3 separate regions of the Homo sapiens genome follow, and regions 2 and 3 are each linked to region 1. The links are chromatin loops, found by intact Hi-C in ENCODE. Cell type or tissue: IMR-90. All regions are shown on one strand. Links, peaks and the distances in the headings refer to the core of each region. The heading gives the core; the rest is flanking DNA. Region 1 overlaps LHFPL1 (LHFPL tetraspan subfamily member 1). Region 2 overlaps RTL4 (retrotransposon Gag like 4). Region 3 overlaps RTL4 (retrotransposon Gag like 4).

What was found. Hi-C counts contacts between places; a loop is a spot of excess contacts. Peaks named below come from ENCODE experiments on the same cell type or tissue, not always from the same donor. Only the 100,000 strongest peaks of a DNase experiment are listed, where the experiment ranks them.
Region 2: a loop joins it to region 1, with 10 times the contacts of the local background. A loop is called at or near these places in 3 of 110 quality-filtered maps.
Region 3: a loop joins it to region 1, with 3 times the contacts of the local background. A loop is called at or near these places in 3 of 110 quality-filtered maps.

What each region holds. Positions count from the first base shown.
Region 1 is chrX:112,634,387-112,639,386 of GRCh38, reverse strand. All of the region lies in intron 3 of LHFPL1 (LHFPL tetraspan subfamily member 1), which reads left to right. Among named protein-coding and RNA genes, the nearest start is that of LHFPL1, 43 kb to the left of the region's middle. In IMR-90, for the core only: no CTCF peak of the experiment used is centred there; DNase peaks (open chromatin) are centred at 2,076 and 2,886; H3K27ac peaks cover 2,586 bases.
Region 2 is chrX:112,141,347-112,152,277 of GRCh38, reverse strand. All of the region lies in intron 2 of RTL4 (retrotransposon Gag like 4), which reads right to left. Among named protein-coding and RNA genes, the nearest start is that of RTL4, 64 kb to the right of the region's middle. In IMR-90, for the core only: a CTCF peak has its summit at 4,863 (motif pointing right); no DNase peak of the experiment used is centred there; H3K27me3 peaks cover 383 bases.
Region 3 is chrX:112,363,756-112,374,686 of GRCh38, reverse strand. The region is part of intron 3 of RTL4 (retrotransposon Gag like 4); the gene reads right to left. Among named protein-coding and RNA genes, the nearest start is that of RTL4, 290 kb to the right of the region's middle. In IMR-90, for the core only: a CTCF peak has its summit at 6,095 (motif pointing right); no DNase peak of the experiment used is centred there; H3K27me3 peaks cover 143 bases.

The DNA.
Region 1 (5,000 bases), core at 1-5,000:
GGCTACTCACAATAACATATTTACCTGAACAACTGAAGTTTTCAGTGGGTTGTTTTTTATTCTTCTTCTCTGGCAAAGGAGCCTGGCAGGCTTCTGGAATCTTCAGTAGGTTCTGGGCCTCCAATCTGGGCTGCTGTTGACACTCACGCCCAGCTTGGAGAGTGAGAAGAGAGATGTTCTCATAGCTTTGGCTGTCTTTTTACTGGGGGCCGGGGTGGGGGTGGTAGGGTGTTTGGCAATTGCTCTTGAATTCGTTGGCTTTGCTTTATCTTTGTGGATTATTCATCTGTGTTTGCTGAACCTAGCAGAGAAAGTTCTCTGTTCATTTAGCTTGGCTGCATTAAAAATGTTTTTATGTTGCTACCTATAAAGACCCTAAAGTCAGCAGTATGTCTCTGAATAGATGGGACCACCAGCTCCTTCCAAACCCCTACTTTTCTTGCTAACATAAAATTCAGGTCTTCATGGCAAAAATGCATTGAGTCAGCAAATAGCAACCACCCCTCCCTTACCCTACCATGTGTACCAAACGGTAGTTTGGGAGATGGGTTGTTACCTGGTTTCATGACTTTAGATGGTGCCACAATGATGAGAAGAACAGCTGGCTTTCCTGAACTGTGTTTATTATTTCCTGAACTTGTTTATTATTTCCTGAACTTGTTTTATTATTTTCAGAAAAAAATAATACCCTCAATAGGAAGAGGTCTGTAAAAGCTTAACCCTCCCCAGCCATCAGTCTCCATGTGCCATGATCTCTATGTCTAGTGTTCTAATCTTCCACCCACCCCATCAACTCTCCTTTAGTATCTCTATTGTTCTAATCTTCCACCCACCCCATTGATTCTCCTTTAGTCCCTTTCTCTTCTTTGATTTCTCTCTATTCCTTCCCCTCACACCCTACTCTATCAAATTCCAAAGGATTCCTAGGTGCTTCTCTGTAGCTGAGGTTTTTGTCCTCAGGGCCACTATAGGCTACCTGGCTTGATATGTGGAAGCCTGTGAAAGCCATCAAGGCCCCCAGGTCACTCCCAGGCAGATTTCTCTGTATATCTGTCCTGCTCCTCTACACTGGGTGGTGAAGTTGAGGATGATATGCAGGTTCCCATTTTAGGTTCTTCTCTATCCTTGGTGTCATTCCTTCCCTTCTTTTGCCTATCTAAGGCCAGGGCAGTGTCTCTTAAACTTCCTGATTATTGGAGTATATTAGACGAAAAAACAAATGCTAATATTGTTCTCTTTGCCCCTTACCTGAAACACCCTCCAGTCTTCTAATTCCAATAATTCCTAGAATTTGGATCTTATCTTTCTGGTGGAATACAATCTACACCCTTGAACTATTCACATTGTCCAAATGGATTTTTCCCTTCTTGCCTGACCCTGAAACTCCAAACCACTTCACAATTCTTACCCCATCTTCATGAGCCTCTCCCCTGCCACACCAATATCCAACACTTCTTACCATAATCCGGGGTCCTAGCATGCTTGTTTTTTCCTTCTACAGTAGCAGCTCTCAGAACATGACTGTTGGCAACACTTGTGCGAAATTAAATCTTCATATATCTGAAGGTTCCATTACATTTCATCTAGCCCTATTCAGTTTTGGAGGTGTTAGTTGTCATTATGGGCTTGCTATATCCCTGCTTCCCTGACTCTTCCTCCAACCTTTCAGGAGCCTGGAATTTCATCAGATGATTCTCTGAAAGAGAAGACTCAACTCACTCAAAAGACAGACTTACCTCATTCTCTTTTTATGCCCTTTCTTTTCAACATTGTTTCCTTCTTCCTCCAAAGAGAACTCCTTTTTTGGATTCACTCTCCAGCATTCTTGGCTTCTAAGCTGGCATTCTGCACATGCTCCCTGAATGGGGGAGCCACTCTATCAGATTCTGACTCACTCCGGTCCATAATTTTGATGCCCACAGCAATGCTAGATCCCACCACAAGCATTGGTTTGGGGCTAACTCCCCATAGCTCATCATGACCCATTGACAGCTAGCCAGACACCACAACCCTGAAGGGCATAGGACTGCGGCTCTAGGGAGGGTGGTCAGTTTAAGTGGCCGCCAGTGACAATTTATCTCTAAACAGTGAGCTGTAAAACATAACATCGTGCTGAATCAAAGGAAACAGAGTCAAATTCCAATCCAATTTGATGTGCAACTTGGAATAAAAGCAACGTGTCTTGATTTAAATGTCAGGCCCACTGCTGAGTGATGATTTAATAACTTGTATGAGAGATTCTGTCACAGCAAATTCAACACTGGAATTCAGTGACTCACAGATAGAGTGTTAGAAATGATACAGAAGAGCACAAAAAGGAATAGGCTTATCTCAGGGCTCATCCAGAAGCTTTGCATAAAGCTCATTTGCAGTTAGAACCTCTTTTCTCCCCCTATCCTGCCACCGATCCTTCTCTTCACAGACACCCATGCATGGATATAGAGAAAATTTCTAGGTGTGATGTCATCTCCCTGCAGTATCTTCTAAGGACACAGACTTTTAAACAATTCTAGCGTGGAAGTAGAGTCAGTGCATTTAATCTGAAGGCAAGGAAGCAGTTAGTTTGGTGTTTCTCAAGGGACTTTAAGGACGCATCTGGTCTTAATGTGACGTCTTTAGCCAGGTACTTAATTATTTTTCCACATTTTAAGGGTTAAAGAGCTGAGACCTGGTGGAGTTAAAACATTTATTCAAATATTTATCCTGTCTCCTTACTCCCAGGGAATCAGTGCTTCCTCCTCAATACCTTGTGAGATCTCTCCCCTTGAGCTTCCCTTGCCTTCCATGGGGTAACATACTAGAATGCTCAAGACTGACCATGCCTCAGTCCCAGTCTGCTTCCCAGGTCAAGAAGGAACCATGCATGGCCGTTCTTAAGGGAGGAAATTCCATTCTGTTGGGCTAATCTTTTAGTCATCAAGATTTATTTTGAATAGAATTTAAAGTATAAATATCTGGTGTTTGTCTACATGAGGATTGCTCAACGTAGACAATATCGACACTTTTTGGCCAGATCATTTTTTGTTGTGGAGAACTCTTTTATGTATTGTTGGATGTGTAGCAGTGTCCGTGACCTCTGGTAACTCTCTCTGTCTATATCCTCCATTTGCCTCCAATCTATTTGACACAGACCTTTCAGGTTAATATTTCCAGGCAATACCTCTAACTTAGTGGTTCTCAATAGAAAGCAACCTCCCCTCATACCGGGGGACATCTGGCAATGTCTGGTGACATTTTTGGTTTTCACAACTTGGTGGGGAGGAAGAATAAGTTGCTATAGACATATAGTGGGTAGAAGCCAGGGTGTTACAGTGTACAGGAAAACCGCCCCCTGCCCCTGCCCCCACACCAAGTAAATGTCCAACCCAAAATGTCAATAGCGCCAAGGTCGAGAAACCTTGCTCTAGCGTATCGTTCCCTGCTCAGAAACTTTCCATTGTTTCACACTGCTTGTAGGAAAGATGACAGATTTCATGGCCTCTCCTGGTGTAGATTCAGTTTATTATTTTGTCAACTATAGCTCCTTTTTGGAAACAGCTCTGAATGTTATGCTTTCTCTGAAACATGTCATGTGCTTTCTCACTCACATAACTTTGCTCACGCCAACCACTCCCTCTGCCTAGAATGCCCACTTCCTACTACTAAAGCCAAGATGAAATGTAGCATCTACAAAGGCTTACCTGAGCTCAAATTTTCCCAGCTGCAAATAATTCCTCCTTCCCTGGATATTCCTATAGTATTTTACAAATATATCTCTTAAAGCACTTATCATATTCATACTACAATAGAAAATATGATCTGGAAGGGGCTTTTAGGATTCTCTTCAGTAAATCCTTCCACTGAAAGTAAAGGAAACTGAGGTCCAGAAAGGTGAAGTAATTGGCCGAAGGCATTGTATATTCTCGCAAGACTTGGACTGTAGTAATTTGTGTTCTTGGTTTCATTCTCCTAGCATGGTTGAAATGGATAATCATGAACTTTGAGTTAGGTCTGGCAGTCAAATTGCAATTCTGACACTTATAAGTGGGCCAAGTCATTTACCTTTCTGAAACTCAGTTCCCTGAGCAGTAAATGGAAATAATCATGGCTGTTATGAGAATTAAATGAGATTGTGTATTAAAAATGCCTAGCATATAGTCGGTACTCAATACATGTTTGTCAGATGAAAATAAGGATCAATAGTAGTTTAAATAATGGGATTTGGGAATGGATGATGGTCCATAGGACTTCACTAAAAGGCAACAAGAGGCAAAATATGGCAACTCATTGCCACCTGCTCCCTACTTTTGCACCCTTCCATAGACGATTTCCTCAGTGGGCCATCAGATCAGCATGCAAGTTTTCTGTGAAGTAACTGAGTGCTGACAGTGGCTTTCCAAATGGTAAGGTAGTTCTTAAAAGGTCTGCTTTTTCTTTTTCTTTTACAGTGCCAATGAATATAATCTCTTTTTTTCCTCCGGTAGATAACAGGTAGAGTTGTGGGGAGGGATGTGGATGGAAGATACATTTCCCCTCTTTCTCCTTAGTTTCCTTTATGACAGCAGTCTGGGGCTTAGATGCCTTCAGAGGTCTAACAGAAATTTCTGTGAGAGGGAATTCACAAGGCACTTGGGGTGGCAATAGGAGCACTTTAGTGTTGGCTCCTAGCTCAGTGATACCTGGTTCTGACTTCAGTGAGGTTTATTGGGGCCTTTCTAGCCAGCTCTTCACTCTGGAGCTGACCACTCTGTCAGTTTTCTTCCTGCCTAGGGCTTTGGGCTAATGGCATGCTATGCATTTATTCTCTTCATTCAGAGAAATGAGTCTTTCCCTGATCCCATGGGGCATGTACCTAATAGAAATATCCTTGCTACTCAAATGAGGGGATGACCTGACAAGCAGCTGAAGAAACAGAATGAGAGTTCTGATGCCTTGTCTAGACTAGATTTGGAATAAGCTGGGGAGGATGAAGTTGCTTGGCAATGGGCCCACCTCAGAGCTGGCTCCTGTCTGCTCTGCCA
Region 2 (10,931 bases), core at 2,502-7,501, 490 kb after region 1:
CATGGCACATTTCAAGTCGTAGAATGTTGTGCAAAAATTAGAAACTTTCATTCCTACCTCAGCCCAATTTACAGCCCTGAAGATCGTAGTACTATATCCTGCAAAGCTGTTAGGGGTAACTATGGCTGTTTTGCTTGTTCCTCCTAGGCCTAGTCTGAAGGTAGCCCTCTCATTTCAACATTTCAACTACAGAAGAAAGTATCCCGGTCAAGTTATCATAACGTTATCCTGTTGTTATTTCTGACTTGTCCTTGGAAGCCTAGAAATCTGACAGATAGAACTGCCCCGCTCCCAAATGGTATTTTGTATTTTGAATTTAATCAGACTCTCAATAAGCACATGAACAACTGTGTTGTCCCACAGGGGCTACTTCCCCTTCCTTTGTTTCCCTGTAGCATTCCATTTGTAAACATGCATGGCTGTCAACATGAAAACTTTGTGATCAAAGGAGCTATGGGGTCAGGGCTTGAAACAGAATTGCTGAAAAATAGTTAGATTAGTCATTGCTTTGAACGGATTAAAGCAGCATGAACGCCTTCCATGCTGAGGGGACAAAAGGTGAGACTGTAGGAATAAATTAAACTCACCTTACTTCCAGGGGAACGTATAGGGCAAACTGAACATCATCAAATCTCTTTCTCCCTCTTCTGAGAGACTAATGAATGGAAATAGTGAAAAGACATTCAGCACTGACATGAAATCATTAAACTTCTAGCTAACTTCATTGCTGGAGGAGTAGCACAAATGTTTTTGTTACTGATATTTCTCTACACAACATTGACATGATAAAGGCAGATTTTGGTAATGAGCCAATATAAACTGAATGGTTAGTGCACACCAGGTTGTGGGATGGAGTTGGGGAGAGGAGTGGAAAGACAAGGAAAATAAGCATCTCCAAATAATTACCACTTGTCAGTCTCCAACTCTATAAGTGCTTCATAATTGCCTTTGGCTCGGCCTTGAGCTTTTTCCATTGAATATTTGCTGAGAGGCTTAAATATATGCACAAAAAAGGAAGCTTCTAGACAAAAAATAAAATGTATCCCCAATGTGAGACCATGCTCTGTGAGACCGTGCACTGATATCAGTATTCACAGCCAGTCTGAAACTGTCTTGTGTGCCTGAACCTGGTTGAGAATGATATCCTTCCATTTGGAAAAGTTATAAAAGGAGGAGATTTAAATTCTTTGATGTACTGTGACCACTCCTCTGTTTCTTGACTTTATTTCAGACAGCGTGGCTAGATCTCTTTTCCATGGGAAGGAGAGAAAGAGGGATCCTCAGAAGCTCCTGCCTGATCTCCCTCTACAAGTCTCTTGTGTAAACCAGATGGTCAGTGACAAGAAGAGCAGAAACAAACAGTGCTTTTCTGAGTCCAGAGAAAATGGATAGGTGGGAAAATAACCTCAATTAATGCTAAGAGAGTAGTGGTTCTCTACTATTTCCTCTCATAGTTCTCCATGTCCTACATTTGCCTCTATTAAAGCAAAAACCCTGGCTGATCTCTTTGCACAGTTATTTAACCGGAATTCCATCCATGGATGGGCTGTGGGTACTGAGGAGGTCTATGAATCTATGCAAATACTAAGCAACAATTCACATGCATATGTCCATAGGTGCTTTTCTAAATACAGAGATTTCATAGATTGTATCAGATTTTCAATGGGATTTTTTACTCTGAAAATTTTAAAAATCATAATCTTACATGCCACCATTACTGAACATTTGTATATTTTTCCTCTTGAATTTCAGCAGATTTAAAGGGAAGGGGTAAAAAAGAAAAGAAGAAAAAGCAAAGAAAAGGGAAAATAAAAGAAAGGAAAGTGGGACCTCACAATAGTTGTGTCTGGACAGGTGAGACGGCAATTCATCTCAGTCAGAACCAATTGGTTGGGATAATTAAAAAGAGATCGATCCACTTCCTAGGTCTCTGCCGTGTTTTTTAATCTCTTTAAGATTCCTGTCTTCTCCATTCCCTCTGCTCTTTCCAGAGAGAAAGAAATCTCCAACTCCAATACAGACAAGCATTTTCTTAGAGGATCACCATCATTTATTTCAGCAGATAAATAAAAAGCCAAACTCCTTACAATGACCACAAGGTTTACAGGCTAGCATTCCCCTTCCACCCACTATTTTTCTGACCTCACCTTCTGCCATCCTCCACCTGGCTCATGCTGCTCCCACCACACTGGCCTCCTCACTGTTCTTAAAACACACAAGCACGTTCCAGCCTAATATCCTTTATATTGGTCATTGGTTGCTCCCTCTATCTAGAAACAATCGTCTACCAGAAATCCCCAAAGCTGGCTCTCTTACTTTCTTCATTTCTCTACTTAAATATCACCTTCTTAGAAAGGGCTTTTCTGTCCACCTTACTTCTTAAAATAGTGACTAACCCTCACCCCAGATTTCCCTTTCCCCCTTGCCTTGTTTCATTTTTCTTTTTAGCATGTCTCACCACCTGAAATGTAATTATTCTTTTCTCCTCCCACTAGACTGACTGTAAACTCCATATGAAGGCAGAAACACCATCTGCCTTATTCATTGCACCTTATACCAGTACCTAGCACAATGCCTAGCACATAGTAGGTACTTGATAATAGTTGCTGAATGAACAAGAGCAGGAAATGATGAGCAAAGGGTTCAATATCAAAGGTGTTCCTACTATTGCTTCTGTTGTTTACTCAACTTCTGCCATGCTGGCCCCTTTGCTACCCTGTACATGCACCAGTCATTCTCCTGCTTGAGGGCCTTTGTGCTTGTCCTATACCCTCTGCCTAGAATGTTCTTCCCCAGATATTTGTGTGTCCTTCAGCCTTTTACTCAAATCTCACCTTCTCAGTGATCCCTTCTCTGGTCTATCTAAAACTGTAACTTTGTCACTTAAGATACTTCTGATGTAATACTTCCTATCACCTCTTCCTGCTTTATTTCTTTTCCTAGCACTTATCATCATCTCACATATAATAATATATTTTACTTATCATTTTTATTGTCTATTTCCCTCAAAAAGACTGTCAGCTGTAGGAAAGTGAGAACTGTTGTCTCTCTTCTATCCCTAGTGCCTCGAAAAAGGTCTCACTCATAGCAGGCACCTATTAAATATCTGTTAAAGGAAGTAACAAGAAAACAAGCAAATGATTCCTCTTATACACTAAGCTAAAGTAATAATCAGCTGGGTTTTCTTTTCTTTCCAGGAGAAAAAAATGACTAAATTGTTTAACCAGTGAAAATACATATACTTCCATATACAGACAGATACAGGAGATTCTAAGATACCTGAGGGATAGGAGACTGCCTTCCCCCCTTGTCCTTAGAGGCACCATTAACACCCACTCCCTCTACCTGAGGTCCTTAGTGGAAATGACACATCAATGGGATGAGACGAAAGGACTGCTTCTGGCACAGGTAAAAGAAGTTTAATTATTTTATGCTATCACAAATTGAGAAGTTACTATGTGCCAGGCCCTTTATACAACCACGCAAAATTCTCACACTAACTTATCAAGATAGATATTATTATTCTCATTTTATAGAAGAGGAAAGTAACACTCAGAGAAATCGAGTAACTATCAAAAAGTCTCATGCCTAGAACTATTCAGAACTGGGTTTCAAACCCAGGTCAAAAGTATACAGAGACTCTGTTCTCTCTGCCTTATTGTGCTGCTGCAGGTGAAGGGAGGATATGTATCTTTATCTGAGGTTTCCATTCTGACCAGTAGGTCAAACTCCTCAGACTTGACATTACTTGGCATTTTCAGTGAGTATTTTCAGTTTCCAACTACATAAGGCCTCTGAACTGTCAGGAATTAAATTGTGGCCCTGCTCCATCCCCTGAAGCATATCAGAACAAATATCAGTGTTCTCCCTTGCAGGCTATTGCCTGTATTTCATTCCATTAGCATAGCTGGAGCTCTGAGATCAAACCCAGATTTTTTTTTTTTTTTTTTGCACTCAGTCACATGGCAGTTAGATCACATTGGGAGAAGAGGAACACGTATTTCTGCTTGGTTGTGGCATGTTAATAGGTTTGAAGGAATCCCAAGTTCACATCACTGTACAGAGCAAGTTTCCAGAGACAAAATATTCCACTGAACAGCAAATGAGCAGGAAGCACCAAGATCCTGTGATATCTGTCAAATAATGCTCTTCCCATTCTTACAAGCACCTTCTCCCCAAAAGGAGAGTCTGTTATTCATTCAATGTATGTTGGCTGACCAGGTCCTGTGCTAGGTGAATGTGACAGAAAGGTGAATGTGATTCCAACTAGTGGAGAAAATAGACTTGTAATCAGATGATGAATTACCACCCAATGTGGCAAAGACTATGGTGGGGTTAGGAAGAGAGTTCAGGGAACACATAGAGAGGGGGAGGTCTGACTTTTACAGGCTACATAAAGACAGGTTTTCCTAAAGAGATGATGAAGAGCCTGCCTCAGCCTCCCAAGTAACTGAGATTACAGGTGCACCCCACCACACCTGGCTAATTTTTTGTATTTTTTAGTAAAGATGGGTTTTCACCATGTTGGCCAGGCTGGTCTTGAACTCGTGACGTCAAGTGATCCACCCATCTCGGCCTCCCAAAGTGCTGGGATTACAGGTGTGAGCCACAACACCCAGGCCAGAGCCATTTGATTCTTTTTTAATCAGTCAGATAAACCCAATTTGTTTTAAGGTATGGTATTGGGCTGTATTCACCCAGAGGTTTACTTCAAAATGGGAGCAGTGAGGAGCTTACATTGTGACCAGTTCACTGAAGTGCAGTGGCCACAACTCTGTCCCATATGGACTAGTGGCTCTGTGGTCTGTGATCCAGAGCCACAGAATTTCCTAACACTGACCAACCACGCTGTAATTTCAGCACTTGGTCACAAGGGGGAGGGGGTAGCTGAGAATCTGAATTCTAGGATTCTAAAAGCTGAAATTCACATAGAATCCATCCAGTTGAGTGCTTTGCAAGCCACAGGGCAGAGAAGGGGAAGAGGGGAGAGAAGTCCAGTTCGGTAGATAGGACTACAGATCCTACACTCAAGCTTGAAACAGTGCAACTCTGCTGTTTTATGAACTGAGTTTCTGTACTTACTTTTGTTTGAGATGAGAGGGTATCGTTGCTGAAAAAAAAAGTAAAGTAATTCACTTGCTCATTTTAGAGACGAGAGAAATTCCCTCAAAGAAGGGAAATAATTTGGCCCAGATCACACTGTGTGACTTTGGAGCAAGGGACTGTACATCTGCGAGCCTCACTCAGCTCCCCCATCTCTGAAACGAGAATAATAGTGTGTACCTCATCTGGTTGTTGGGAGGATTCATTGAAATAATGCAGGCAAACACTTAGCACAATGCCTGAAACATACTAGATATGGACAAATATTGCTTACTATTACCATTTTGATGATGATGATGATGATGATAGTGATAATAATGATGATGATTATACAGTAGTTCCAGTTAGTCCTTAAAACTGAAGTTCTCTGCGTTGCAAGCCAGCATTCTTTTCCATACATCACACTCTCTCAGCGCAGGTCTTTCAGCAGAACTTGTCTGCATGACCTGACACAATTGACCATCCCCTCCTCCTGGATTCACTTGATTCATTAATATTTCAGGGAAACACACTCACTGATTTGTCCTCCTACCTCACTGACCTCCTGCTTCCTCCTCATTTCCCTGCTTCCTCCTCATTTCCCTGACCATTAGCCTTTGGATTGCCTCAGAGCTCGGGCTTCAGATCTCTCTTCCCTCTTCTATGCTAACTGTCTAACTCACTCAGATTTTAAATTATCTCCGTATGTTCAAAAATCATAAATGTATTATCTCCAGCCCAAAAGCTCTTTCCTGGGCTCCAGAATTGCGATGCCAACTCAGCATCTTTACTATGTTATAGGCCTATCTCAAAGTAAATGTGATCATAATAGAATTTCTGATTTCCCTCCCAAATTTTTTCCTTTCCCTATTGTTCCTCATTTCAGTAAATGCTCCCAACTTCCCCCAAGTTGTTCAAACCAAAAACAGGCACCTTTCTCTCTTCCTTCCATCCCATCTCCAATTCATCAGCATGTCTTGTTATGCCTCCAAAATTCGCAATCTTCACAAATTTGCCTAATTCTCACCCCCTGCATTGCTAAAATCTTAGGCTAAGCCAGCATTATCTTTGGCCTAAATTACCACAACAGCCTCCAATCTGATCTCCCTGAATTCACTCTTGCCACCATTTCTGGAGACCACTCTTCATGCGGCAGCCAGAGTGATCGTTTTAAAATCAATAGTCAAGCAATTTGATTCCTCTGCTTAAAACATCCCACAGTGCCTTCTCATTGAACTTGTAATAAAATTCAAACTCTTTAGCACAGCCTACAAGCGCATATATGATTTGGCTTGAGACTGCTCTCTCCTTTGCTTGTTGGCTTTTTTTGAGGGTGTGTCCCTTGAATTTACACTTGTTTCTTCTGCTGGGATTCCTTCTTTCTCATCATTCAGGTCTCAGTTCAGATGTCACTTTCACAGAGTTTCTTTTTCCCTAGGTAAAGGAACAAGTGTCTGTCCCCATTCCCAGTGTATTCTCTATCCCATTGCCCCACTTCTTTTCGTCATAGCACTTATCACAACTAAAAATTATATAGACACTTTTTTTACTTGTTTACACTTTTAATGTCTCCTCCTCACACACTAACCAATAGAATGTCATTGCCATAAAGGCAGAAACTTTACCTAGTCCACTACTGTATCCCCAGCACCTAAAACAGTGCCTGCACAGTAGACCCTCAGCAAATATTTGTTGAATACAAGAAAGAGAAAAGAAACTTAGAGACTCAACTTGACTCCTTCTCAACATCCCCCTTGACTGTGTCTGTGAAGTCCCCTTTCCAAATGAACTTTCATTCTAGATTAGTCCAGAGAAAGTCAGGGAAGAACTTGTTCTCCACCCCACTCACACCCTGACATTAATTCACTCTGGTGAATTAAGCATCGATAGAGCTCTCTGAAAATATTCTTTTCATGGCAAAATGATTTTTCCAGTCTACAAAATAGAGTAATTAAGAAGGATCCATCATGATCAAAAAGTATTGCTCCTGTGCTCATAATGAATGTACAATAATTGAGGTATTCCAACTAGTGTCATTTGCTTGACACACTCCAGTTAAGTAGGATGCTATAAATGAAGAAGTTCGAAACATCACCTGTTGCAAACATTCTAAAGGAAAAGAGCTCCTGAACAGAACCCTTCAGGATAATAGGTCTGATGATGAATGGCTTATTGCTACAGGAAAAAAAAAGGACTTGTAGAACCATAGATACAGAGAAGGAGGGGAAGAGCATGCTGATGCACAATGTCACCCTGATCAAGCATCAGGAGCCTTGAAAACAGGTCATATTTGGGATTAGAAATCAAGATTGGCCTTTAGCAATATAGTTAAGTGAGGGAACTTGTCCTAGGGAGGAAGTAATGGCTGCAGGGGTTTTTCACCTTTTCCATTTGTTATTCAGCTACATGGGAGATATGTGGAGGAACAGAAGAGCGTTTGGCCTGGAGCTTCTAGCAAAGTGGGATGTAACATTGAATTCACATTAGAATCACCTGGGGATATTAAGAGACACTCATACCTAGGCTTCACTTCCAGTTATTCTGATTTAATTAATCCGGAGCAAGTCCCAGGCACTAGTATGTTGTTTACGCTTCCTAGGTGATTCCAATGTGCAGTCAGGTTTGAGAGCCATTTTTAGCTGGTCCAAATCTTAGGCAGGCAGCCTACGTTTTTTCCTTTGAGAACTCAGTGGTTCTCAAAGTATGATCCCCATACATGCAGTAACATTACTCAGGAACCTATCAGAAATGCAAATTATGTGGTCCCTCCTCAGATCTACTGAATCAGAAACTCTGGGGACAGGGCTCAGCAATTTGTGTTTTAACGAGCCTTCCAGGTGAAAATGATGCACCCTCAAGTGGAAGAACCACTGCTTTAACCAGCAGTAACAGATTAAATAAATATACCCACTCTGACTATAATGGAGTTAAGCAGCTGGAGCTAAAAGGAGCGACTAGAGGCAATTTGACTCCAAACGGCACTGAAGTACTGCAGCCAGAGCTGTTTTTTTTAGGGATCCCACCCCAAGAGAAGATGTTAGCAAATTAAATGAGCACTGAACCAAAATGCAACTCTAAGGTTAAATCCAAGGTTAGAAGATGATATACCTGGAAATATTTAAGATTAACAAGAAATGTACTGATTTGTACACAGAAGATTCTTTTCTTTATAAAAAATAAGTAGTTCTATGTGAGGTGATGAATATGTTAATTATCTTGATTTAATTATTTCACAGTGTATGCATTATCAAAACATGTTTTACGTTGCAGATATGTACGATTTTTATTTGTCAGTTATGCCTTAATAAAACTGGGGAAACATCTTAAAAACTAGTTCTAAAGATGTGCTTTAAGAAATTGTTAGCTTGCAACAGAGATCTATGGTCAGTTTGTTAAAAATGTAGATTCCTGGGACCCATACCCAGAAATTCTGATTTTGCAGGTCTGGAGTGGAGCCTAGAAATTTACATTAATAAGGCTTTTAGGTGATTCTATAGTAGGTGGACCTCTTACCAAGCTTTAAGAAATGCTGTTCTATATGAACTTCATCTGCTTTATTAATGGCTGATAAAAAAAATTCTGATTGAAAACTAATGTCAGTGATCTAGATGAAACGTGATGCCTCATAGATTTAATCATGTGACCTTGCAAATAAAGACACCTCCTGGAATCATTCTAATGACTGTATCCTAATTGGGAACAAGGAAACTGACAGAAAACAGCGAATCTTGAGTGCTGAATCTACATCCCCAGGAATACAGAGTAACAATAGTAATGGCAAAAGCAAAACCCACAAGGTGATCATGTGGAAGGTGACTGCAGCTTGCTTTATATTTTCTATTCTTACTTGAGACCTACTTATTTAAAATCTATGAAAAAAAATGCCTAAGTTCATCTGAGAGTAATTTTGAAGTGTTTTTTTAATACCTCAAAACATGTAAAGGCATAAAGAGGTCACAGCTACTGACTGACTTATCCTACGGCAGCCTAATACCATACATCTTCAGCTCTAACTATTGCTATATAAATATTCAGTAATAGCAATATAATATCTAAAACTTTCTCCAGGCCGGGTGCGGTGGCTCACGTCTGTAATCCCAGCACTTTGGGAGGCCGAGGCAGGCGGATCACTTGAGGTCAGGAGTTTGAAACCAGCCTGGCCAATATGGCGAAACCCCCTCTCTACTAAAACTACAAAAATTTGCCGAGTGTAGTGGTGCATGCCTGTAATCCCAGCTACTCGGGAGGCTTAGGTAGAAGAATCTCTTGAAGCCGGGAGGTGGAGGTTGCAGTGACCCAAGATCACATCAGTGCACTCTAGCCTGGGTGACAGAATGAGATTCTGTCTCAAAAAAAGAAAAAAAATTTCTCCTTTGTCTTCAGGATGTGCCTGGCTGTATGCTAACATAAGCCATAAATGGAAGATGAAATAGCCTACCATTCAGCTTAAACAAGAAATACTGCCACATCCTAGTTACACACACCCCTATTACAGGACTTTCAAACTCCATGCACCTTTGTAGTCTCCCATTCCATGGTTTGGATACTGATTAGAACATAGACAACTCATTTATTGTTTTAGACCATGGCCATTGTTTAGTGTCCTCAGAACCCTGCTTTGGGCATGGCCAACCTAGGCAATTGTTCAGGCTCTGATCTTTGCCTACACATGGTATCAGGGAAAAAAAATTATTGGGGAAGAAGGAGATGGTTCCAGATACCTATATTAATAAGTGATCATAGGTAGAATTAAACAATCAACCCATTAAATCCTTCCACCATCAGGATAGGAAGATTATAGTCCCTGTGGATTATATTTTGTGGCTTCTTCCCATGAAGTTGAGCCTGAAAGAGATTTTGAGTTCACTAAGACAGACACACTGAGGACAGGAATCTGTCATGCAATGTAGTCTGCCCTATCCTTCTCTGCTCTCCTCACCCTCATGGGGACAACCCAAAGTCAGTCGATGAGGCAGCCCAGTGATAGTGCTGGTCTTTTCTTGTCTTCAAAGGTTTTATTTGATTTGTTCTCTTTGGTAGTTCTATTGATTTGTATGAAAGACCAAGTTGCCATCTTCTCTGATTTGGCTATATGACCCTCAGCTTCATTCAGCATCCTTATTTAGTGTTGGCAAGTACAGATGGCAATATTGTAGTACCAGAAGAGAATGCAAGAGATTATCTTCCCGGTTCCTTGTCTCCTAAAAGGTATATGTCTAATATGTCTAGAGAACCATAAAAATAAATAATATCTCTTCTCTTTCAAAAAATCACCAGTGATAAAGATTCCAAAACCCTTAGTTATTAAACTTTAAAGATATTAGACATCAACTACCAATTTCCAAAGTAATGGAATTTATTAAGTCTAAACAAAATAAAAATTAAACAAATGTGTCACTGAAGCTACCCATGTCTCCACCAACATTTATTTCCTTTTTTTTCAGTACATTTCCCTTATTCCCTCAAGGCAGCCTGATAGTGTCCTAGCTTAGGTATTACTTGATATACGAGATATCTCTAGACCACATAATATGTGAACCCTCCAAGACACCGTGGCATTTAAAAAAGAATTCTTGAGGCCACAAATAACCTTCAATACCAACAGAATTGGATCTCCAAAAGCAGAATTAGAGGGGACAGAGTTGATATTTGAAGGCAGTGCACTGAAAGCTTACACTGTAGACATCTACCATCATACTTAATAGTGAAAGACTGAGTTTTTTTTCCCCTGAGATCAGGAAACATTGTGCCAGAGGATATAGCAACTATATTTAGGCAAGAAAAAGCAAGAAAAGTTATTGAGATTGAAAAGAAAGTTGTTAAACTATCTTTTATTTGTGGATAACATG
Region 3 (10,931 bases), core at 3,416-8,415, 270 kb after region 1:
ACACAGAAAATTGTAGAAAAATTTGGAGACAAAATTCAAAAAACTTAAATAAACAGAGGGACATTACGTGTTCATGGATTGGAAGGCTTGATACTATGAAAATGTCAATCATTCCTAAATGGATCTATAAATCAATGAAAATTGCAGCAGGTACTTTTTTGTGGAAAAATGATAACCTAATTCTAAAATGTATTTAGAAATTCAAAGGACCACAAATAGCCAGGAAAATATTAAAGAGGAACAAATTTGGATGAATTAAACTAACCTGATTTTAAATTTTACTATAAAGTTATAATAATCAGGGTTGTGTGGTATTGCCATAAAGATAGACAAATAGATCAATCGAGCAGATAGAGAGTATCCACACTATTGGAGCACTGTTTTATGACAAAGGTGGCACTGAGTCAAGGGTAGTTATTTTCAATAAATGGTGTGAGATAATTTGGTTATCTATATTGAATATAAAAATTTGACCTCTATCACAATATAGACACAAAAATCACTTCTAGATATATTTTGATCTAAATGTGAAAGGTAACATAGTAAAGCTTCTAAAAGATAATATGAGAATATCTTCATGAAATTTAGGGTAGGCAAACATTTTTCACACTCAAAAAACTCAAAAACATTAGCAATAAAGGAAATGATTGATAAATTTCCTAATTTATATTAGGAAGAGCATGCATCAACAGTCAACATTAAACTACTCATCAATAAAAAGAAACAAACTACTGATAAAACATGGATGAATCTAAAAAACTTTGTGTTGAGCAAAGAACAAAGAAAAGAATAAAGAAACAAAACATACCATATAATTCCTTTGATGTGAATCTCTAGAAAAGACAGATCTAATGTATAGCAACAGAAAGTAGACCATTGTTGGCCTGAAGCTAGGAGTGGGGGATCGAGATTGACTGAGGAGGCAGGAGATAATTTTTTGAAGTGTTAAAAATGTTCTATACCTTGATTGTTCTGGTATATATACATATATATATATATATTTCAAAATTCATTGAGCAGTATAGTTAAAATGGGTACATTTTATTGTATGTATTCCATTGTACTTGTTGTATATAAGTTAAACTTCAATAAATTGGACTTTTTAAAAAGATACTATTAAGAGAGCAAAGAAACAAGCCACAAAGTGAGGGACAGTATTTGTAACACATAACTTTCATAGCTCATTTCTAGGTTATATAAAGAATTCCTGCAAATCAATATGAAAAAGATGAACACTCAAAAGAAAACTGACAAGCGACTAGAGAAAAACATCACACAAGACATTAAAAGGTGCAAGTGACAATGTTCTTCACAGAGAAATTCAAGTTAAATCACAATGAGTTACCACTATGTGCCTATGAGGATGGCCAAAACAATAACAACAGCAGATGATGATACTGAGTGTTCATGGTGCTCTCATACACTACTGGTGGGAGTGTAAATTGGTAAAACACTTTAGGAGACTGGCAATGTGCTCTAAAGTTGAATGTATACATACATACATGGCTCACCTATTCTACTTCTAGGTATATACCCAACAGTAATGTGTACATAAGTTACACTGAAAATATGTACAAGAATGTCCGTTGTTGAGAGTTCCATTTATGCTTAGGATACAGAAAGACACAAGAGTAAACTGTTCTCACTCTTACAGTGAGAAGAAGATGGGGAATCTACAAAATAATTTTCTTGAGCCTGTCAGAGAGTTAAGGTTGCAGGACAACCAAATAAATACTCAAAAGAGTGACAAGTGTCTCCAAGGAAAGACACAACATAGAACTTTTTCATCTTTGGCAGAGCACAAGAGAAAAGGTACCACCACACATACAGGCAAGATGAAATAAGCTAAAATTTTATCCAATTCTTAAAGGCAAGTATGAGTGAAACACTCAATTTGGGAGAACTAAAAGTTTTAGATACAAGAAGAGCTCAGCCTCACTCACAAACTCTCTTTTAGGGAAGTCTCCAGGTGCTTGTGAAGAAGACTGCGGGCAAAGTAGAAGAGCAGGAAAGGAGAGAAACTTTTTTCCTTAGTGGTGCAGTATGTGATTGGCTGCTGCTGGCCCATAGGCAAGAAGCTCAGTTGCTTCCCAGGATCCTTCTTTCCTACAATGTGAAGGTTAAGCTATTGGTGGAGGGGCAACACGTCCTTCCTCCCCCAAAGCCCAGGCAAAAACTCACTGCTTCTGGGACAGGAATAGAAGAAAAATCCTCAAGGGCAGGTATAGAATATGCTCTTACCCTCAGGATGCATGCATAGTAACATTGTTTGTAATAGCCCAAAACTGGAAACAGCTGTAATGTCCATCAACAGTAGAAGTGATTAATTAACTGTGTTATAGCCATCCAACAGGATATTATATAGCAAAGAAAATAAATGGATACTGCTACACTATATAACATACATGAACCAAGCAAATATTTTGAGCAAAAGAAACTGAGTACACTAGAACACATGCTGTAGACTTCAATTTAAAAAAAAATTAAAAAACAAACCAGACAAATCTATGCTGTTAGAAGTCAGGAGAGTGGTTACCAGTGAGAAAGAAGAATGAGATAGTGATTGGAAAAATCAAGGGGCCTTCTGCAGTGCCATAAATGTTTTTTTAATTTTGATTAGTTACATGGGTCTGTTCACTTTGTGATGATTTGTTAAGATGCACATTTATCATTTGTATACTTTTATGTATGCATATTATACCTCAAATAATAGCAATTTATTTTAAAAATTAAAAACATATTAGTTATATATGTAACTTGCTTAGTGGCACCTTGTCTATGGAGCTAAAATTAGACAAAATTGAAGAAGCTTAAAAACATAAAAAGTATGCATATTATTGTTTTTCCCACAGGTTGTGAATTAGGATCTAAATATTTCATGCCAAATCTTAATTTCTGATATAGAGGGTTTCAAAGTGCCTTTAAATGGTGTGATGGATGAATAGAGAGATGGACATGAGAATTATTATACATAGATAAGTCAGTAATTTTATTTTATGGTTGAAAACAATTTGACAGAAATAGAACATATCTGAGAAGGAGAAATTAACCCTAATCAAATGAAGCTGATATTCTAAAGTTCAAGTCATTACACATTAGATGGCACATTTGGGGAACATCTTGTCCTACTTCTATATATAAGTAGATGTTCTGCTTGTAAGACTTCAGTTTAATGTACTTTGTGGAAATTAACTTTGAGAAGAGAAAGTATTGGGTCACCAGTAAATGCAGAACTTAGAAAAGATGTTTCTTACCAAAGTTTATTTGTTTTCTTAACAGGTCTTCCATTAGAATACTGCATTCTGTAACAGTAATGAGAGGATAGACTGCATCATAGTAAGATTTAGAATGGATGATGGGTGTGTCTTTCTTTTGCAGAGAAAGCAATTGAAGAGTGACATTGACAGGAGATATGCCAAAGAAGAACTGGTATGACACCCCAACTACCGATGTTTTTTAAGAAATAATACTAATGAAAATTAAGAATCTGGTAATTGATTTTCTTAAAACTATGTCTAAATGTCCCTTGAAACATCTTCATGTACCCTCAAAGGTACATACATCCCAGGCTGAAAACTATCTTAGAAAGCAAGTGTACCTCTGCACCCCTGTCTTGTGAATTGCCATTGTCACCAGAGTCATGGAGCTTAGAAATCAGGATTGATTCACTTGGGCCCTGCAGAGCCAGGACCAATATGAAATATACCTCAACAGTTTCAAGGGAATTAGGACTAATTCTGGGTTCAGTCCTATCTAGGAGGCAGGACAGGGAACATGATGACCTCAGAGCAATGCTTCAGCTCTGACATTTGTTGCTTCTCTTTTTCCCACTCCTCAATTAGAAATCAATGCTCTAAACTCTGCCTATACCCCAAGAGGAGTGAAGGTGTACAAGGGTGCCCTCAAAGAAAGAGAGGAATGCTTCTCAGTGATGATAAGTACTGTGCAACAACTTTGGATGTGGATCTTCTACTTAAAATAACACCTAAAATATGAACCTTTCAGCGTGCGAACAATAAGCTGAAGATGCATGGAGCAAGGCGAATCCTTGCTCTTCTCAAAATTCAGGGACAATGGTGCCTCCCCCTTCCTTGCAAAAAGCAAACTGACAGGTGGCAGCTTGCATTTCAAACTGCTTTTCAAAATATTTGCATATGAATTATGCAGATAAAAATGTCTTCTCACCCTTGTAAGAATGGATTCTTATTTGGCTGGAATTAACAATCATTATATTAGCCTGGAGGAAATGATAAATATGTATAACCAAGTAACCTCTTGAGGTTTAAATATCACATGGAGGATTTAACTGTTGTTACCGTGAGAGGAATGCACAATAGGACATAGTCCAGAAAACTAAGACTCTAAACTCCCAGTCCTCTTTCAGGAGGCTGCTGGGGGCAGGTTGGCTGCTGCTATGATCACTCCACAAAAAAGAGGCAGAGAGGGTTAGTCTCTGGTCAAATAAGAGGCTTTTGCCTATTAATGCTGGGGCCCCCAGGGTCCAATTCTTGGTTCTTTTTTCCATCTTTACACTCATACTCGATAATCTTACTTAGTTTCATGACTTTCACATCTTCACCCCATACCACTCTCCAAACTTGATTTACATAACCAGTTGACTTAATGATGTCTTCAGTTGAATGTCTAATACACATTTAAAACCAAGTTCAAAACTAAACTCCCAATACAACATTCCTCATGTCAACTGTTGGCAACTCCATACTTCCTATTTCTCAAGTCAAAAACCTTGGAGGTCTCTGATCTCAGAGTCACTCTTGCAGCCACATTCAATCCATCAGGAAATCCTGCTGGCTCTGCATTCAAAAAATACCCAGAATCTATCCATTTCTTAACACATTCATTTCTACCATGCTGGTTTTGGCCACTATTGTAGTTGCCTCAATTACTGCAACAGACTCCTAGGTGGTCTTCTAGCTTCTAGCCAAAGGAATCGTATTAAAGCATAAGTCAGATTTGCTCTGCTCAAAACCCCTAAGCACCTTAAATAGTGCTTCCACGTAGTGGGCACTGTAAATATCTGCTAATAAAAAGTAGATTTGTCTTCTTTTTCTCTTCTAAAAAACTCAGGGGTTCCTTTTTCCCCAATTCTTCCACCCCCCAATATAGGGATCTCATTCATTCATTTATTCATTCATTCAACAAGCACTTATTTATTGAATTCCTACTGTGTGCTGTGAAGACCTGAGGTAAGGACTCCACTGCCCAGACAGTTATGAAGGATTCTGAATGGGAGCTCCATAGTCTTCCACAGATGGCCTGGGGTTGAATTCCACTACTATTTGGAAGCCCTTGGATAGTCCAAGCCTGAGGGTGAGAGACATACCCTCAGGAAGGGTGTCTCTTAGTACAGAATGAGAAAGTAGCACCTATCACAATTTAAGCTATACCCTAATGCCAAAAGATTGTAAAATATCTTTACCTGGAGTGAATACTCTGTAGGGCTCTGCCTGTGGTTCCACCCATGGGGCCTAAAGCTATATAAGTAGGGCTTCTGGTGCCCAGGATAATTTCAGGAGATAGCTCAGGCAGGGGCTGCCACCAGCCCTCATCATTTCTCACATGTTCTTGCTGTCACAAAGTGTATGTAGGTACATTGCATGCTGGCCAAAAAGAATATGGGCAAGAGGCACTCTATGTCTCTGGAAGATCAGAATAAGTTTGCAGATGCATTCTAAGTGCCATGTGCACACATACTGCAAGTACTTGTAGTGGACAATTCATTCCAATACTCTTGAAAACTGACTTAGGTTATTGGGACCACATACATCAACATCTGGTTATTATTAATTGGTGGATTCTAATAATACCTCATTTATCAATGTGGTCCACGAAAGAGAATCTTCCAGGTCACTAAGGCTTATCCCCTAAAGTGTCAAAATATAAATAAGCACTTTAGCTTGTCAGTTCATAAGCTTTGAAGAGGCCTCTGAGTTTATTTAGTCTAAGTTCTTTATGTTGTCTAGCCCAAGATTTTATAGCCTTGGTACTATTGACATTTGGTGCCAAATAATTCATTGTTGAAGGGAAAGGTTACCCTATGCATCGTCGGATGTTTAGCAGCATCCCCAGCCTGTGTCCACTAGATGTCAGTAACCCCCTCCCAGAAGTGACAACCAAAATGTCTCCAGACATTGCCCAAGAACCCTGGGTAGGGGTGGGGGTCAAAATCCCTGATATTGAGAACCAATTATCTAGTTAACATTTATTTTACAATTTAGGAAAATGAATTTGATTTCAAGGCTAGTTTGTGATTAAATAGTGACTACCAAAGGAAATGGCACTACCGTCATCTATTAGTACTTTGTGTCCGTGCCAGATAATTTGGCATTATCTCTGATTCTTTTTTCTCCTTCACCAGACGTTCACAATGTTCTGTCAACAGCGTGTTCAAAATATTTTTCAAATCCACCTTCTCTTCACTAACACACCCACTGTCTTAGACCAGGCTATCATTTTCTTTCACCTGGATCACTAAAACAGCCACCCAACCATACTACCTGTCTCTAGTCTTGCCCCTTCTAATCTATTCTCTACAATGTAGTCAGAGTAAGCATTTTAAAGTATAAAATTAATTCATGTTACTCAGTAAGTTTATACCCTTCAATGGCATCCCATTGTCTTCGTGAAAAATGTCCAACATCTTAACCAGTTAACTGGCATTTGTTTATATTTCCCTTACCACCAAACTACTAGCCTTTTCACCATCATGCCAAATTATTTTTCATTTTCAGACTAGAATACATGATATGCTCTATGCGTAGAACTCCTCAATCCAACTTAGTTTTGTCTGGATAACTTATTAACTTAGACATCATATCCTGCAGGAAGTCTTCCCTGAATGTCCAGGTTAAGTGTCCCTTCCTGTGTGGTCTCTCAGCACCCTGTTAATCCCTTGATCACTCTGTGTTTTAATTGCTCGTTCCCTTGTCAGTTTCTCCCACTAGAATGTGATCTCCACCATGACAGGGACTATGTCTTTTTTACCATAGGATCCCCAGTGCCTGGCATATAGTGGAGTGCTTAATTCATATTTGATGAATAAAACAATCAATGGAAGAAACTTGGGATTTTTTGAGTTTCAGCATATTGTTTACTTTCACATGCTGCCTCCTTATAAAACTAAAAGTATAAAAACAAGAAATGTGTGATAGAGATTTAGGCTTCTTAAAACAGAAGATATCTAATATAATTTAGTGGTTTTTTTCCTGATGACTTAATGCCATCATTAAGCACAGTGTGGCGCTTTCATGCAATAATGCCTTTAGGAACTACTAGTACAGGTATTATTATTTTCTCTAGCACTCAAAAGTCTAGAACAGTTGAAGTTTTCTTTTCTTGGTTCTTTTTAGTTATCAGTTTCAACTCATGTGTCATTTCTTGCAGCTGTCATCATGATTGACACTAATAACCTAGCAATAGGAGTGGGGAAGTTTGATGCTCTGTTCTCTTTCTATTTTTCTGCTTCTAATCTGCTATTTACAGGGGAAGGAAGTGGCCAATTATGTTAGAACTGTTCAGAGAATTAAACTATATTGGCATAGGGTGAAGATGGAGAGGTGGGTTTTTTTCCCTGTGTAAAGGACATGAGTTTTAGGGCATGTAGCAGCTATTTTGACCATTCGTAGTTCTTTGTACAGCTTCCTTGCTTTTCAGCTGCGCTCCAGGCAGGAGAAGCTTCCTCAAAGGTGACTGTCTATCATTTATTATCCCTGTAGCAGAGAGCCCATGCCTTGTTTGCTGAGGTCAGAATGTACCTCCCAGGATTCTATTACAGGGCTGATCAAAGCTGCCTTAGACTAGGCCTCCAGCCTTGACTTGACATTGCCACTTCTGAGCACAACCAAGGAAGAAAGACTGTGGTCATATTTACTCTTTCTTATCAAGTACACACAGAGAAAACAGTTACAGGTATTTATTGTCTGTGCATGCTGCAAACACAAACATATTTGATGTTTGCACAAACCTGTGGAGTGTGGATACAAAAAAATAGGGGGGCTACCTTCAAAAGAAGAGTTTGGCAGACAGGGACACATGAGGAATGTGTGTCAGAAAGCCTGGAAAGGCAGCCTAGCATACTCATAAAATAAGCCATTCAACAAACAAATACTTATCTCCAAAGAGCAGAACAGTTGTCCAGGTGGAGAAACTGAATTACATGAGCCCACATTCTGCCATAAACTGCATCACATTTCATCTCTCCCCAGGGGAAGCTTCTAGGCAGGGAGGGGACTGGGGCACATCCAGAGCTTGTGAGGAACCACCTGCCAATGCATGTATTGGAGTGTATGATCTGTGTAGCATATGTCAGGCTTGTACATAATGATGATGGTGATGATGGTGATTATACTAATTATTACTTTATCTTTCCTGAACATTTCTACTTTTCAGAGTACTTTCACATCTATTATTTCCTTTTAGTCAAATGTAAACAAAGACATAGCAAAAATAAGTGACTTACTTAAGGTCCCACAGAGCAGAGCAGAGCTGAACTAAAGCTCAGATCTGCTAATGTGCATTTGCTTTCCATCCAATCACACTGCCTCAACGGTCATAACTTACTGATATTAACGGCCAAATGAGAGATGACTTTCTGGCTCCTCCAGGAAGTTGACAATACCCATGGGCTACTATAAGCCACAGCTCAAAGCAGAAACTAAGTTTTCAGGAGGACATCTGAAGTGAAGGAAAAAAGTAAGGTCTTTAATTCAGTAGGTCATCTTCACCAGAGACAGAACAACCAGAGAAGCCCACCCAGAAGCATTGAATGGGATTAAAAGGGGCACCTGGCATGAATAAGCAGGGTGGGAGGACCCTAACTGGAGTTCAGTTGACTGGGTAAAGATAGCAATGATTAAGAGAATGGAGTAAGACCTTTTGCCAAGTGCACGAAGTTGGGCCCATTGCCTATGTGGGCAGGCAGCATGGGATTACAGAAAGAGCACGGGAGTGAAAGGCAGAAGATCTAGGTCAAGAATCAGAGGCATTCAAGTCAGAAGGCCATTTTCCTATGTATGGGTTAGATAGATCTTCTATATCATCATTGGGTTCTCTGGGTAACTCTTTCTAGCTTGTGTCATGTGATCCTCCCAGGGAATCTACAAACTTCTTTTATTTAAGTAACTTGGTCAAAAAGTATTTCACTTTGGTGGTTTGAAAGCCTGTGTCTATGACCCTTACATAACTGAGTCTCTCTTAGCCAGAGGAATGGCACTAGTAGAAATAAGTTGAGTTTCTGACCCCAAGTGATCTGGGAAAGCTTCTATGAAATGATTGACTTCTTACACCTTTAAGATTAAGTATAAGTACACTAACACGACTCTTCATGATCTGGCCCCTGCGTATCTCTCCAATCTAATCTCTCATTCTTTCTGTCTTGCAGTGTGTGTTCTAACCAGACTACTTTGCTTTTCAGTTCCTTGAAAGTGCCAACATCCTTGGCCTATGGACTTTTGTACATGCTGTTTCTTCTGCCTGGAACTCTCTTTCCACCCCCACCATGTCCACGTGGCATATTTCTACTGATCCTTCAGGCATGAACTTAGATGTATATTCCTCTGAAAGGCTTTCTTTTTCCCTATTAAAGACTGGATTAGGCACCTACTCCATGCTCCTTTACACAATTGACTACCCACCATCTTACATTCTATTACACTGATTGCAATTACAGAAAATCTTCACCAGACTGTAAGCTGCATTAGGGGCTCTGTCACTATGGTATACCTGTACCTGGCACAGTGTGTAACACACTCTAAATATGCACTAAATATTTGTTGAATTGAATTAATATCAGCAATGATTTGAATTCAGAAAATGTACTGTGTCAAAAACATTCATGGTAGTAGGATATTAATTAGTCCATACCAATGGAAAATCCAGACTTTGTTTAACCTAGTTCATTATATTTTCCCTATCTGCTGGTCATTTTAGTATTTCTGTTTCTTCATCTTGCTCTTACCTCTCAATATCACTTCTGCTCTCTACTACTTCCCAACCTCTAGACCTATAGCTGCTCGGAGTTGCCATTCCTCCTGCTCTTCTCAGCAATGCTCCATGCTTTGGGATTGATCTTTACTGCCTGCACTCCCATGACCATCACCACCCCTCACCAGTCAAAAAAGATCCATCTTAGTTTCCCAGATCTCAGTGAGATGTTGTATTGAAATGCAGTTCTAAGTTACTAAATTGTACCAAGATTCTGAGGCCTAATCCAACAATTGGTTTGAGTCTTAGGACTTTCAGAATGGTTATATATAAATAGTCAATTACTGAAGCCTCAATGCCTTTATCAGGAGAAATAAATCTGGGATACTGGAATTTCAGTCAGACTTCATGTTTATGAATGGGTTCTCATGGGGAGTAGAGGGTGTGTTGTGGAGGGGGCACCTCCAAACCACACAGTCACCTAAACAATGGCCTCTATGGTCTCACTGTAATTACAGTCTTGGGCTAGGGAATCCACAGAAGAAAAATATCCAAGTCATTTACTTCTTTGAGAGGAATTCAGAACATCTGCTAAAATTAACTCTGCAGCTATTAGATAAAGTAGATTCCCATTACCCACGTTCTTCCCATTCCATTCAATTCAACAAGTCCTGACTAAGTGACTCCCTATGACATACATGTTATTGTGTGATGGGAACACTTGGGTTGACACTAATGCTTCTGAAACAACAGATATTCCTGCTTCTATAATGGTTAACTAAAGCAAAGAGCCTTCCTAATCAGAAATGATTTTGCTCCCTTCTTTCCTCATCCATCCCTCCAAAAATCTCCCCACATCACAGCCTCTGGGTCACCACCTGGCTATGTATCTCACTGTGGTCACATCCTCAATGTCCTGCTTATGGTCAGTCCTCCAGCTGCTGAAAAGTTGTGTTTAATATGGAGAGTGCACCATATTTATGTCAATG